3 separate regions of the Homo sapiens genome follow, and regions 1 and 3 are each linked to region 2. Evidence: chromatin contacts called from ENCODE Hi-C data. All regions are on one chromosome and are shown on one strand. Each heading gives the region's core, a stretch centred on a gene start or an enhancer-like site at or near the end of the contact. The rest is flanking DNA. Distances are from core to core; before and after follow the strand shown.

What was found. Hi-C counts contacts between places; a loop is a spot of excess contacts on that map. Pooled maps may share reads with other maps.
Region 1: a pooled map shows a loop between it and region 2 (15-fold over the local background). The contact joins the promoter of ZNF570 here to the promoter of ZNF234 in region 2. A Hi-C loop is called at or near these places in 4 of 50 pooled maps.
Region 3: a loop to region 2 is called in a pooled map, with 11 times the contacts of the local background. The contact joins the promoter of ZNF571 here to the promoter of ZNF234 in region 2. A Hi-C loop is called at or near these places in 6 of 50 pooled maps.

What each region holds. Positions count from the first base shown.
Region 1 is chr19:37,466,605-37,471,104 of GRCh38, reverse strand. It overlaps ZNF570 (zinc finger protein 570), which reads right to left and starts at 1,749. Exons shown (of 5, transcript NM_144694.5): 1 at 1,548-1,749; 2 at 718-801. The coding sequence starts at 750. ZNF569 (zinc finger protein 569) reads left to right here and starts at 3,661. Exons shown (of 6, transcript NM_152484.3): 1 at 3,661-4,021. RefSeq lists enhancers at 1,575-2,074, 3,791-3,840.
Region 2 is chr19:44,139,993-44,144,165 of GRCh38, reverse strand. It overlaps ZNF234 (zinc finger protein 234), which reads right to left and starts at 2,612. Exons shown (of 6, transcript NM_006630.3): 1 at 2,433-2,612; 2 at 1,799-1,852. RefSeq lists enhancers at 2,125-2,174, 1,840-2,430, 2,185-2,584.
Region 3 is chr19:37,592,046-37,596,675 of GRCh38, reverse strand. It overlaps ZNF571 (zinc finger protein 571), which reads left to right and starts at 1,884. Exons shown (of 4, transcript NM_016536.5): 1 at 1,884-1,935. ZNF540 (zinc finger protein 540) reads right to left here and starts at 1,800. Exons shown (of 5, transcript NM_001172225.3): 1 at 1,581-1,800. RefSeq lists enhancers at 1,323-1,372, 1,603-1,722, 1,763-1,962, 1,559-2,241, 2,193-2,242 and 2 more.

The DNA of each region.
Region 1 (4,500 bases), core at 500-2,999, 6.7 Mb after region 2:
GAGGCAGAGCTTGCAGTGAGCCTAGATCGTGCCACTGTACTCCAGCCTGGAGACAGAGCAAGACTCCGTCTCAACAAAAAAAAAAAAAAAAAAAATGTACTCACTGGCCAGGCATGGTAGCTCACGCCTGTAATCCCAGCACTTTGGGAGGCCGAGGCAGGTGGATCACCTGAGGTCTGGAGTTTCAGACCATCCTGGCCAACATGGTGAAACCCCGTCTCTACTAAAAATACAAAAATTAGCTGGGCGTGATGGCGCACACCTATCGTCCCAGCTACTCGGGAGGCTGAGGCAGGAGAATCGTTTGAACCCAGGAGGTGGATGTTGCCGTGAGCCATATTGCGCCACTGCACTCCAGCCTGGCAACAGAGTGAGACTCTGTCTCAAAAAAAAAAAAAAAAAAAAAAAAGAATAAATAAGAATGTACTCACCACATTACAAGGAAGCTAGTGTTGCTGGAACTGAGTGACTGAGTTAAAGACAGGATGAGAAAAATTAGATGAAGTCAGAGGGACAGTCAGGGACCAGATTATGCAGGGCCCTGCAGGTCAAGACAAGGACTTACGCGTTTATCTTGAATAAGATGGGAATCCAATGGAGAGTGTTGATAAGGGACATGACTGGTTACCCAGAAACGTTTCAGCAGAAGGAAAATTAGTACCTGCTTGTTTTGAAAAGCAGACAGGTATTCAGGAAATCGAGAAAACACCAACACACCTGGTACATGGCTTTAAGAAGCCCAACAGCCATTCTTTCTTCCTCCTGGCTCTTCTCTTGGGAAATAGCAGTGGCCTCAGATGACTGAGATGGGGAAAAGAACATGAGAAACTAGACTTTTCTTGCAGCATCCAGAATCACCAGTCTAGACTTTTTAGGATTCTCTTTCCTCCTCTTGCAACCTTCCCTCCAATAGAGAGAGCATAATGGAGACCTAGGAATTTGTTTGCATACAATTTAACTGATGCCTAAATCATTTCCCAATTCCTTAGGTTAACAACAGATGTTCTAGGCTTTACAAATACAGACTCAGAGGAATGTAAGTTTTCACATAAAGACACAGAACTAACAAATAAGAGCACCAAGATCAAATAAAAGAGGACCTGACCCCACAATCCTCCTCTCCAATAAATCAGTGATTCTGAAACTTGGTGGCACATTGATATGACTTGGGCTGGCTTTAAAAGCCTCTCCGTGGCACACAGTCTCTCACTCAATCCCCCACATAATCAGAGTCTGAAAAACTACAGTGCCAACCACCGTCTTACCCACGCCACAGTCAGAGGCCATGGGTATGGACTGCCTCACACGGGCACCCTTTCCCATACCGGCAAGGCTCAGCCACCAGGGTATCTATCACAAGCGACAATCTCACAACCCAGTCACAAAGAAGCCGCGGGTATCGGCCCAACAAGGTGCAGCGAACAGTCGCCCGCTCCCGCCTCAACTCACAGCCTCACATTCCACGGTGCCATTGACTTCCTCGCACCCAGTCACACAGGACGTGGACAGGCACACGGGGTGACAGCCTCGCACTGAACGGTACCAACCTCCACTCGCACCGGAGTCACACAGATGGCCTGCGACGAGCTTCCGGAGACCCACACGCCACTCCTCAGCCCACTCCCGACCTGCAGAACAGAACTGGTGGAAGATCTCCTTCCTGCCCCGAAGGCTCGGGGAATCTGCACTCGGGTCTCACCGCTACCCTTAGTTGGATGGAACCCAGCCCTTACGGGCCCGGAAAGAAGCGCCTCAGCTGCCTCCGCCCCCGGAGGACACAAAGGGGCCGCCGGCCCAACTCCCGCGGGGTCCGCTGGGAAACGTAGTCCGGAGTAGAAAAGGTCGCGGCGTCGCAGTGTCTGGCAGCAGCGGTGCAGCTCCGCGCAGGGTTTGTAACACGGCCTCCTCCCCACCAGGTCCTCCCACACTGGCCTCTCCCCGGCCTTCCAGAGAGCCCGAAAGTCCGGATTCCCTGCAGCTCCGAGCCTGGCCCGGTCACAGGGACGGGGCCCAGCGTCACACTACACGGGCTGGTGTGGAAGTGCGCAGGCACAAGCGCTCTGCGCGCCTCCCTTAGCAACCAGGGCGGGGAGTTGAGAATCGCAGGTTGGCCGCAGGGAAAAGGTTTGTGCGTGGGAACGCGCTAGTGGCGCGTCTACTCAAAATGGGTGGGAGGCGAATTCCTAGAATTGTGCTGGATACCCGAAAAAAATTGGGAGGGGAGCGGGGTGGGGGGGATGCAGGGTGGTAAACTGCGCAAGCGCACTACACTCCTGGCAGTCTCCCACCCGCTACCCTCAGCCTGGCACGGTGGCTCACGCCTGTAATCCCAGCACTTTGGAAGGCCAAGGTGGGCAGATCACGAGGTCAGGAGTTCGAGACCAGCCTGACCAACATGGTGAAACCCCGTCTCTACTAAAAATACAAAAAAATTAGCCGGGCGTGGTGGCACGCGCCTTAAGTCCCAGCTACTCAGGAGGCTGAGGCAGAAAAATTGCCTGAACCTGGGAGGCGAAAGGAGGCGGAGGTTGCAGTGAGCCGAGATCGCGCCACTGCACTCCAGCCTGAGCGACAGAGCAAGACTCCGTCTTAAAAAACAAACAAACAAAAACCTCGTGACCTCAAATGATCCGTGCGCTTTGCCCACCCAAAGTGCTGGGATCACAGGCGTGAGCCACCGCGTCCGGCCTATTATCTCTTTATTAAAGGTATTAAGACCGGCCCCGTGCGGCTCATGCCTGTAATCCTAGCACTTTTTGAGGCCCAGGCGGGAGGATCGCTTGAGCTCAGGAGTTCGAGAGCAGCCTGGGCAACATAGCGAGACCTTATCTCTACTAACAAACAAACAAAAATCAGCCGGGCGGAGTGTCCCTTGATTGTGGTCCCAGTTACTCGGAAGGCCGAGGCAGAGAATCGCTTGAGCCCGGGAGTTCGAGGCTGCAGTGAGCCAACATCGCGCCGCTGCACTCTCCAGCCTGGGCAACAAAGTGAGGCTCTGCCTCAAAAAAAACAAAACAAACAAAAAAAAAAAAACACGAAAGGCATAGAGAAGTTAAGTACCTAGTCTGAGATGACACAGCTAGTAAGGCCAAGTCTGTTTAGAAGTCAGGCGGTCTGGCCACACTACTTTTCGCTCACGATCCCGGGTCATGAAATCCAATAACACTGTCACACTCACAATCGAGAAGTCCAGAAAGAACAAATACATGCACATTGTCTCTGACAAAACTGCAAGGTCAGAATCAAACAGCCACGAGAATATAAAACGCGACCATGGTCACACAAAAGGTCGCATATTCGCACGACCTCAGATGTCACTGGACAGGGTCTCTCGCCCTGGAAACCCCACTCCAAATTCCATGGCCGAAGTTTCACACATACAGTCACACTACGTCACTCCTCCCTCTTCTAGCCGCTGTCAGGACCTTAAGGCTCCAGCTGACCCGGCCTTCACTGGCCCTGGAGCTCTCACCACCTTCACCCCGCTGTATTCTAGCCTCAGGTAGAGACCCAAAAAGACGGAACTAAACACACTGAGCCGGGCTTCCTTCACGGACCTTGCGAACCTGCAGCTCCAGCCGACTGTAAGAAGGAAGTGCCTTTTTGCAGGTGGGGTCGGGGAAGTAGGGCCGCGAAGGCCTCTGGGAAATGTAGTTCGGCGCAGGAAGCAGCGGAACGATTCGATTCTTCTCAGCACCAAGTTGCGCTCCCAATCTCTCAGAGCTGGGCTCGCGGGAGGCCGCTCGTGCAAAACCTAGGCTGAGCTCCCCTGCGCGGAGCTGTGAGCCCTGGAACACCGTGGTCTGCTTCTCAGGACGCGCAAACAGTGAAGCCAGTCCCGCCCGGGTGAGCCGCGGGGGCCTCTGGGAAGCGTCGCCCCTGGTGTAACGGACCGAGACTTGTGGCGCTCTCAGCCACCGACAGCGCCGGCCTCAGTGCCGCCTCTGTCCCAGCCCGCGCCGGCTCTGCCACTTTGGCAGCGTTAAGTGTGGAATCGGGGCCTGTGTCCGCGGGCTTGGTGGTGAGTCCTCGGGAAACCGCTAGCTCTGAGCGCCGGACTCTTTGTGCTGGGTGGGAGTGGGGGCCCGCGGTCCTGGTGCCCCAATCTTTGGAGGAGGACGCCGGGCGGGGCGATGCCTGTGCTTGTGGTTCCCTGAGGCAGTGGGAGTGGCGTGTGAAGGACTGTGAGAGTCTGGCGTGAAGTGACTGTCATTTGCCAGACATTCGTCTGGCTGAGTGTGGCCCCGGGATCGTGTCCGTAAGCGGATTTCGTGGAGGCGCTTTCCCTTTTATCTTTCAGTATGAACCTGCGTGCAAACGTGCATGACAGTGGGATCTTGAATGAATGAAAAACTGTGGATACAAGGTAGGGTGTGCTTGTGGGTGTAGATGTGTGAGACTTGGCGTTTGTGCCAGCGCTGCATGTCTTTAGCTTTGGTCATTGGAAATACGTTGTTTTTTTGTTTTTGTTTTTGAGATGGAGTTTCGCTCTCGTTGCCC
Region 2 (4,173 bases), core at 1,363-3,862:
ATTAACTGTAAATGGGCAAGAGGAGTCCAATTGGGGGATGAAAATGATCTAAACTAAATGATGATGATGATTACTACACTCAGCAAAGTTCCTAAAGATTACTGAATTGTACACTTGAAATGGGTGAATTCTGATACATAAAATACACCTCAATAAAGTTGGAAAAAAATTATTAATCTACATGTCATTTAATTTAACAAGACTGCGTTCTGAGTCCATATTGATAGAATATTTACTTTTGAATGAATGAATAAGCAAACAGGGGAACAGGGGATGCTGGTCTTTACAGTATGTTGCCCACTAACAAGTATATCTACTCATAAAAATTAATTTTATTTTATTTTAATTTATTTGAGACAGAGTTTTGCTCTTGTTGCCCAGGCTGGAGAGCAGTGGTGCAATCTTGGCTCACTGCAACCTTCTCCTCCTGGGTTCAAGCGATTCTCATGCCTCAGCCACCAGAGTAGCTGGGATTACAGGCGCGCACTACCACATGTGGCTAATTTTTGTATCTTTAGTAGAGACGGGTTTTCTTTTTTTTTTTTTTTTCTTTTTCTGAGACAGAGTCTTGCGCTGTTGCCCAGGCTGGGGTGCAATGGCGCAATCTCGGCTCACTGCAAGCTCCGCCTCCCGGGTTAACACCATTCTCTTGCCTCAGCCTCCCAAGTAGCTGGGACTACAGGTGCCCGCCAACACGCCCGGCTAATTTTTTGTATTTTTAGTAGAGACGGGGTTTCACCATGTTAGCCAGGATGGTCTTGATCTCCTGACCTCGTGATCCGCCCGCCTCGGCCTCCCAAAGTGCTGGGATTACAGGCGTGAGCCACCGCGCCCGGCCAGAGACGAGTTTTTGTCATGCTGGCCAGGCGGGTCTCAAACTCCTGGCCTCAAGTGATCCACAGGCCTTGGCCTCCCAAAGTGCTGGGATTACTCGGGCTGTGACCCTGAGTGCCTCAGTTCCATAACTCAGGACTCAGGCATGACCCACCATGCCCTGCCCTCTTATACTATTTTTGCAACTTTTCTATAGACTTAAAATTATATAATTACTGTGTTAAAGTTTTTTTAAAAAATCAGGAAATAGTCATAGGAGAAATAATAATGAGAAGAATAAGAATGAGCATGATAGAATATGGCAGGTCACTAGTTTATTATCTCTTTATCTGGAAATTTCCATGGATAAGCAGATAAATAGAAAAACATTGAGAAATGTATAATAAAAATTTTGTAAAACATTTATAAGTAATATAAACATGGAACCACTAAAACAAAATGCATTAGAAATTTAACCATTACTATCTTTACATCCTGATTTCATAGGTAATTACAATTTTTGTATCTTCGTATTTCTGTAATTTCTGAATGCTTCACAGTGATACGGTTCTATTAGAATGTGAAATATTTGTAATAAATGAAACAAAATAGTTGACAGTTTTTAAAAACTGAGAAAACTCCAAGGCAATTAGCCTTGCTCTTAAGGTCCTTTAATCAAGTTCTAACTTACTTTCCCCACCTGAGTACAGCTAGTTCCTCTGCCTCAATGAGAATATATCCAAGAGATGATCAACTCGGGCTCTGACCCTGAATGCCTAGGTTCCAACCCAAGTTTCACCTCTTACTACTTGGATGACCAGTACCTCTCCACAGAGTCACGTTGCGGCTTAAACGTATCTAATTGTATAAATCCCCTAGAATTGAAGTTAGCAATTAAGGCTTAATTATTATAAATGCCCATGCCCTATTACACATGCTACAAAGATACAGTCTCTGTAAAAGAAAAATGACAAGTCACACTCACGTGGAGCTTTGCTTTCAGTAGCCAAGAAGTCAGTCCGCGCAGTCCTTTTTCAGGCTGGGGAAGGAGAAAGCTGTGAAACATCCTGACTGGGTCGCTGTCCCTGAGAAAAGTTAAATGCTCCCCTCCCTTCGTGGAAGTGGACGCAACCCTCGCCTGCCTAAAAAGAGGTCAGAAGGCGTCCGGGATCGTCCAGCGTCCTGCAGGGATCAGAGATAAGGGCTGAGGCCCCTGCTGCTGGAGCTCTGACCCCACCGGGGGACCTAACAGGTTTCGTGGGAAAGTAACAAGAAACCACCACTCACCAAGTGACAGGGACTGTTTGTGTTGTGTAACCTATTCCAGTTACCAAAACGATTCTACAAAGATGGTCCTAACGTCCCCATTTTAAAGAACAGCAAGGAGAGGCCCAGGGAGATTAACACGCCAACCTTGCACTGTAAAAAAGTGACTGCGCGCCTGGAGTGCAGGGAGGCGGAGTGGGCGAGCTCAGAGCCCCGGAAACCCTCAAACCAGGCGAGACGCGACCCAACCAAGTCCCAATGCCCCCCGCCTCCCGCCGCGGGACACGAGGGGAGCCCCAGCCCAAGAAGGCTCCGCTGACACAACAAAAGCCGCCGCCCTCGCCCCACCAAACCTCTGCTCTCCCACGAGGCTTCTTTTCCCATAACCGGACCACCAGGTCCCAGCGAGCCCCAATCTTAAGTCCCTGACATTAGGAGGGGCCCGCGAGTCGCGGAACTGGAAGAAACTACCGTGGAATGTGCCGTGACAATCGCCCCCTCTTCCCTGGAGCGGAAGTGCCCGCGACTCCACTGATTGGCGGGACTACATTTCCCAGAATTCCCCGGATCCCCCTGCGTGGGTCAAATGGACCACGACTCCACTGAGCGTTTGGATTACACTCAGAATGCTGAGGGAAAAACGTTCAGAATCTCACCCTTCAGGGAAAAGCGATGGGACTCCGCGGTGCTCCTTGCCTACGATTCCCGCACTGCCCATGGGGAACGAATCCTATATCGCTGAGCGCTTGGTAGGGAATGTGGACTGTGACCCTGAGAGTCGTCCTTCCCTCTGCCTGAGTCCTTGAGCGAAAATATTGAATAGACAGCAATTCCTGAAGTCTAAACGCCTCCCAGGACTACGGAGGATTATTGGAAAGAGAACAAGCGAGGAGATACAATCTTCAAGGACTAAATGGGGAATGACTTTTTAGGGGTCAGTAGATGATTGATGATTGATTACTATAAACTGATAATATGAGGCCAAAACTAAAAGTTGGAAGAGTGAGCAAGTACAATGGTTTGGGAGAGGCAATGAAGAACAAAGAAGGTGCCAGCCCCTACTCCAGACGCTGTGGTACCACTGGTTTGGCAGGAAAAACAATCATCATTTGAGAGGGCCAGTGGGGAAGCCCTGTCCTCATGGAAAAGCTATCTTCTTTCGTTTACACTTTTCATGGTATTATGTCTACTGAAGAGGTAAAAACACCAAATTTCAGAGAAGCTCTTAAATTGCCCAATACTTCAAAGCAAGTATAACTGGTGAAGCGCTTGGCATTGATGTCAGACACCCAATGCCTATGATTTATTTAATGCAGTAGCATTAAGGAGGATCCTATACGTGAAGGAACATATTTTATTTTCTTCCTTTATATTTTTTGGTTAAAATATCGTCATTATAGTTAGCAATTTGGAATCTGGCTTACATTGGTTGATACAAATAAATAATAGAATAAAGCAAAATCAGAAAAAAACCCATCTAAAATCTTTCTTCAAGATAACCAGGGGCTGGGTGCGGTGGCTCACGCCTGTAATCCCAGCACTTTGGGAAGGCCAAGGCGGGCGGACCATGAGGTCAAGAGTTCGAGACCAGCCAGGAGAACATGGTGAAAACCCATATCTACTAAGAATACAAAAATTAGCCGGGCATGGTGGTGCGTGCCTGTAATTCCAGCTACTCGGGAGACTGAGGTAGGAGAATCGCTTGAACCTGAGAGGCAGAGGTTGCAGTGAGCCGAGATCATGCCACTGCACTCCAGCCTGGGCGACAGAGCAAGACTCTGTCACGGAAAAAAAAAAAAAAAAAAAGATAACCAGATTTTTTTCTCCCCATAAACATACATTGGCCTATTGATATGGTTTAGATCTGTGTCCCCACCCAAATCTCATGTTGAAATGTAATCCCCAGTGTTGGAGTTGGGGCCTGGTGGGAGGCGATTGGATCACCGGGGAGGTTTCTAATGGTTTAGCACCATCCCTCTAGTGCTGTTCTCCTGATAGAGTTCTCATGAGATCTGCTTGTTTAAAATTGTGTAGCATCTCACTCCTCGCTCTTTTCCTCCTACTCTGGCCATGTGAAGTGCTGGCTCCCTAGTC
Region 3 (4,630 bases), core at 635-3,134, 6.5 Mb after region 2:
CACTCCTATGACCCTGTCTAAGGAAAATAATTATATATGTTCACTAGGATATATGCAGACAGGTGCAGATAGACTAATTTTAAAATGGAAAAAGCTAGATACAAACATAAATTAGACTTCAATAAAGAACAGGTTAAATAAATTCTAGTGTATCCATATAATAGAAAATAAAGTAGCCATCAGAAATAATATAGATTGGGAGTCTGCAAACTTTTCCTGCAAAGAACCACATAATAAATATTTCAGGCTTTGTGGGCCAGCTGGAGGATCCCTTGAACCCAGGAGTTCGAGACTGCAGTGAGCTATAACTGCACCACTGCACTCCAGCCTGGGTGAGACAGTGAGAGCCTGTCTCTTTAAAACAAACAAATACAGTATCTGCAAAGTGCAATAAAATGATGCACAATAAAATGAGGTATGCCTACATTATCATTAATGTTGACGCGAATATCTTCAAACAAGAGGGAAGAAAGTGCATTTGTCTATAAAAGGGCAACACAACAGATCCTCGAGGTGATGGAAATGATCTATCTTGACTATCAATGTCAACATCCTGGTTGTCATATTATACTACAGTCCTGCAAGATGTTGTCATTGGAGAAGACTAAGTTGAAGATAACACACAATGTCTCTATTATTTCTTACAACCTCATATGAATCTACAATCATCTCAAATTTAAAAAAAAATTTAAGGAAGTTTTAAGAATTTCATTTTCAAATATTTGCTAGATGAATTAAGTTTTTACCCCCTTCAAATCTTGAAGGCAAATTAATGCTCCAGGTTGTACTGTTCAATAGGAAGACTATTAGCCATATATAGCTGTTTACATTTAGATTTATTAAAATTGAACACAATTTAAAAAATTCGTTCCTCAGTCAAACCAGCCACATTTCAATTTCTCAATAGCCATATGTAGCTAGTGGCTACTATATTGGAGAGCACAGATATAAAAAATGGAACTCAGTTTTGCAGAAATTCCTATTAAAAAGCATTGTTCCAAAGCGTTACACGACTGACACCCTCACTTTACAGGTGAGAAAACTGAAGCCAGGAGATATCACTATAATACAGCGCTGCACACAATCGTGCTCATTCTCACCATATTATGCTCACACACTTCTTTCCCCACATTCACTGCCACAGGCGAACTCTCAATGAATCATTCACTACATTTATATAATTTCATGGGAATCTATTTTAAATTCATGACCATGCAAAGAAAAATCAATTTCTTACAGGTTATAAGATACTCAGTCGCAGGCTGAATCTGATTAAACAGACATCAGTCACCCTCAAAGCTATAATCAAACCATTCCCAAGACCCTTCCGCACACAATACTAAATGCGCCACTAATAGCCTCAAGCATAATCTGACGCACATCACACAGGCATGGCCACTACCCACTCTGCACCCACAGAGGACACTCGGACACGCGCGCGCACAGACCCACACACACACGCACACACACACACATGGCCGCAAAGAATGCGTCACACTTCCGAACCCCGTTGAGCAGCAACCCGGTATCGTGGCCACTGCGTCACGGCCAGAGCTGTCAGAGAGAAATCCAGACCTTACCTGACAGCCTTTTGCAGCTCTTCTAGCCCGGGATGACATTCCCCTGAAGGCACCACGGCAAGACTCAACCTCTTTGTGTGAGATTCTCTGGAATTTCTGGGGCGTTACTTGAGTATAATGAAATAGGGTAGGCTCGGACCATAGTAGGGTAAGTCCCACAGTTCGAGCAAGGGAGCCTCAGGGATCGTTCTGTTCTGGAGCGCCGGACCCGATCTTAGCTGCTGGGCCTGCGCAGACACGATCCGGCCGGTTTCCAGTTGTAGACTACATTTCCCGAAGGCCCCCGCGTCGCTGCGCAACGTCGTACACTTACGCTGTTATGTCTTGACGCACGGAGCTTGTCTGCGCCGGCCAGGTGAGTGGGCGGCCTCACCGGGAACCGCTCGCAGCTTTTGGGTTGCTTCATCGAAAAAGTAGTTCTTGTATGGTGCTGGGAATACCGGTGTCCTGGCTGGGGCTCGGTGCTGACAGGAACGGGACGGTGCTCTGGCTAATTACTTATGGAAGTCGGCCTTGCGCTTGCGGAGGGGTGTCGGCACCGTCACTTTGGTTCTGGCAGTGGCGGGGGTGTGGTGCTGCTAGTTGTGTTCCTCCGCACCGAATTTATGAGTGTGCCCCTGGAGCCCCTGCCGCGGACAAAATCGGCACCATAACTTTGGGATAGGGAGGCTAGAAGGAGGCGGGTGTTACTAGTAGTGTTCCTCCGCCCTGGACGTGTGCGTGTGCGCTTGTGCGGCCGCGGGGTGGGCTCACCTGCCGCCTGTTAATGCTCCTAGCGCTTGGCCCCTCCCGGGCCGCAGTACTCCTCGTGTGACACGGACATCATTAAGCCAGCTGAGAATCGTGCGGTTACAGCTGCTGCAGTTTCTTTGCAGAGTAAGAGGCTCTTTTTGAAGTTTCCCTGATGGTGAGGCTTTACCCCTGGAAGTGTCTTAGGAAGAAGACCACTGTTAAAGATGTCCTATTCTAGCTTGACAGCCCTGTGGGGAAGACTAATCCCTTTCTAGAGGTTGGTGTTATCCTAAATTGTTTCGTCTGCTCCGAGAGCTCTGATGTTCTATGATGCTTATTTCTTTTCTCGGTTCTGCGTTTTCCAAGAGAGGCACCCAGAGGAAAAGAATATCGCACTTCTGAAAGTCTTGTGTGAAGTTCCTGTTTTCTTTCTAACCTCAAATTTCTTCCTTTCCGAAACGTTTTCTACCTCCAGCAACATCTTCCTAAGGAAGAACCAGCCATGCTAGTGACTGGTCCTTAGGCACCCCATAAATGATGCTGCGGGGATGGGATCATCAGTTTAGCTCTACTCCCCAGCCACACTACACCTCTCCTTTCCACCCAATGATACAGCAGTCCTTTCTGGTCTAAGATTTTTTTGTTTGTTTGTTTGCTTTTTGAGACGGATTCTCGCTGTGTCGCCCTGGCTGGAGTGCGGTGGTGCGGTCTCGGCTCACTGCAAGCTCCGCCTTCCGGGTTCACGCCATTCTCCTGCCTAAGCCTCCCGAGTAGCTGGGACTACAGGCGCCCGCCACCATGCCCGGCTAATTTTTTGTGTTTTTAGTAGAGACGAGGTTTCACCGTGTTAGCCAGGATGGTCTCGATCTCCTGACCTCGTGATCCACCCGCCTGGGCCTCCCAGAGTGCTGGGATTACAGGCGTGAGCCACCGCGCCTGGCCTGGTCTAAGGTTTTGATGAAAAATAACTGTACTTTCTGGGGGAAATTTGAAGAGTTTTAAAATTTTAACTTTATTGTGGATGTTTTCAAGCAGGCTAAAGAATAATACGAACCCCAACATGTTCAACACCTAGCTGTAATTAAAAACATTTGTAAATACCTTTGTATCAATCCTTCCCCGTTTTTTCCTATAGTATTTCAAAATTGTATTTTATCCTCTTATAAGCATATATTACCAAAAAGGACATTATATTTTAAAATAACCATGATGCTGTTATACCAACATAAAAAAAAAAACTAACAATAAGTTTAAAACAATAAATTTGTTTCTTATGTTGGTGTAACAGCGTGGTGGTTATTTCATAATCTTGTATACCCCCATATTCAGATTTTCCCAATTATTTCAAAGACATATTTTTACAATAGGTGTGTTCAAATCTGGATCCAGATAGAGTCCACACATTGCATTTGGTGGCCAAACCTGTTAAACTTACTTAATGCATGATAGTTTCCCTCCTGTGTTTTGTTTTGGTTTAATTGGTGCTGTTGATTTGTAGAAAAACTAGATCATCTGTCCCGTAGAATATTCTGTATACTGCTTTTAGCTAATTGCTTCTTTGTACTGTCTTATAATTTGTTTTCCGTTCCTTCATATTTCTGTAAACAGGCAGTTAGATCTAGAGGTTTGATGGAATTTGGATCAGATTTTCCCTAAATCACCTTTAATTCATAGTTGGTGCTGTGTACTTCCTATTACATCACATCATGAGGCCCTTACAGTCTGATGTCCCACTTTCAGTGATGTCATATTGATGTGTTTAAATGCTGTCCATTTAATCCTTTCCTTTTTTTCACCTAAAGCATGCATTCTCAATGAGGGTGGAGGATATCACCTTCCAAGTGGGTGAAACTTGGTTTTTGAGAAGGAAGAGGACAAAAACTCATAGGTATTACAATGATCTGTGGTCCTCCAAAGGGCCACAGTACATAAACATATATACAGTATATCTATGGTAATAAAATTTCATGAGAGTGGTGGCTATTAGAGAAAAGTATCTAAAAAGGTTCCTAGGGATATGACCGTGAAAAATTTTAGAAGGATTGAGAAGCACTGACCTAAAGGTTATAACGTCCACTTATGATTGATACCAAGATCCATTCTTTATTTTTTTTTCCTCACTCTGTCGCCCAGGCTGGAGTGTAGTGGTGTGATCTCAGCTCACTGCAGCATCCACCTCCCAGGTTCAAAAGGTTCTTCTGCCTCAACCTCCCGAGTAGCTGGGATTACAGGCATGTGCCACCACACCTGGCTAATTTTTGTATTTTTAGTAGAGACGGGGTTTCACCATGTTGCCCAGGCTGGTCTGCAACTCCTGA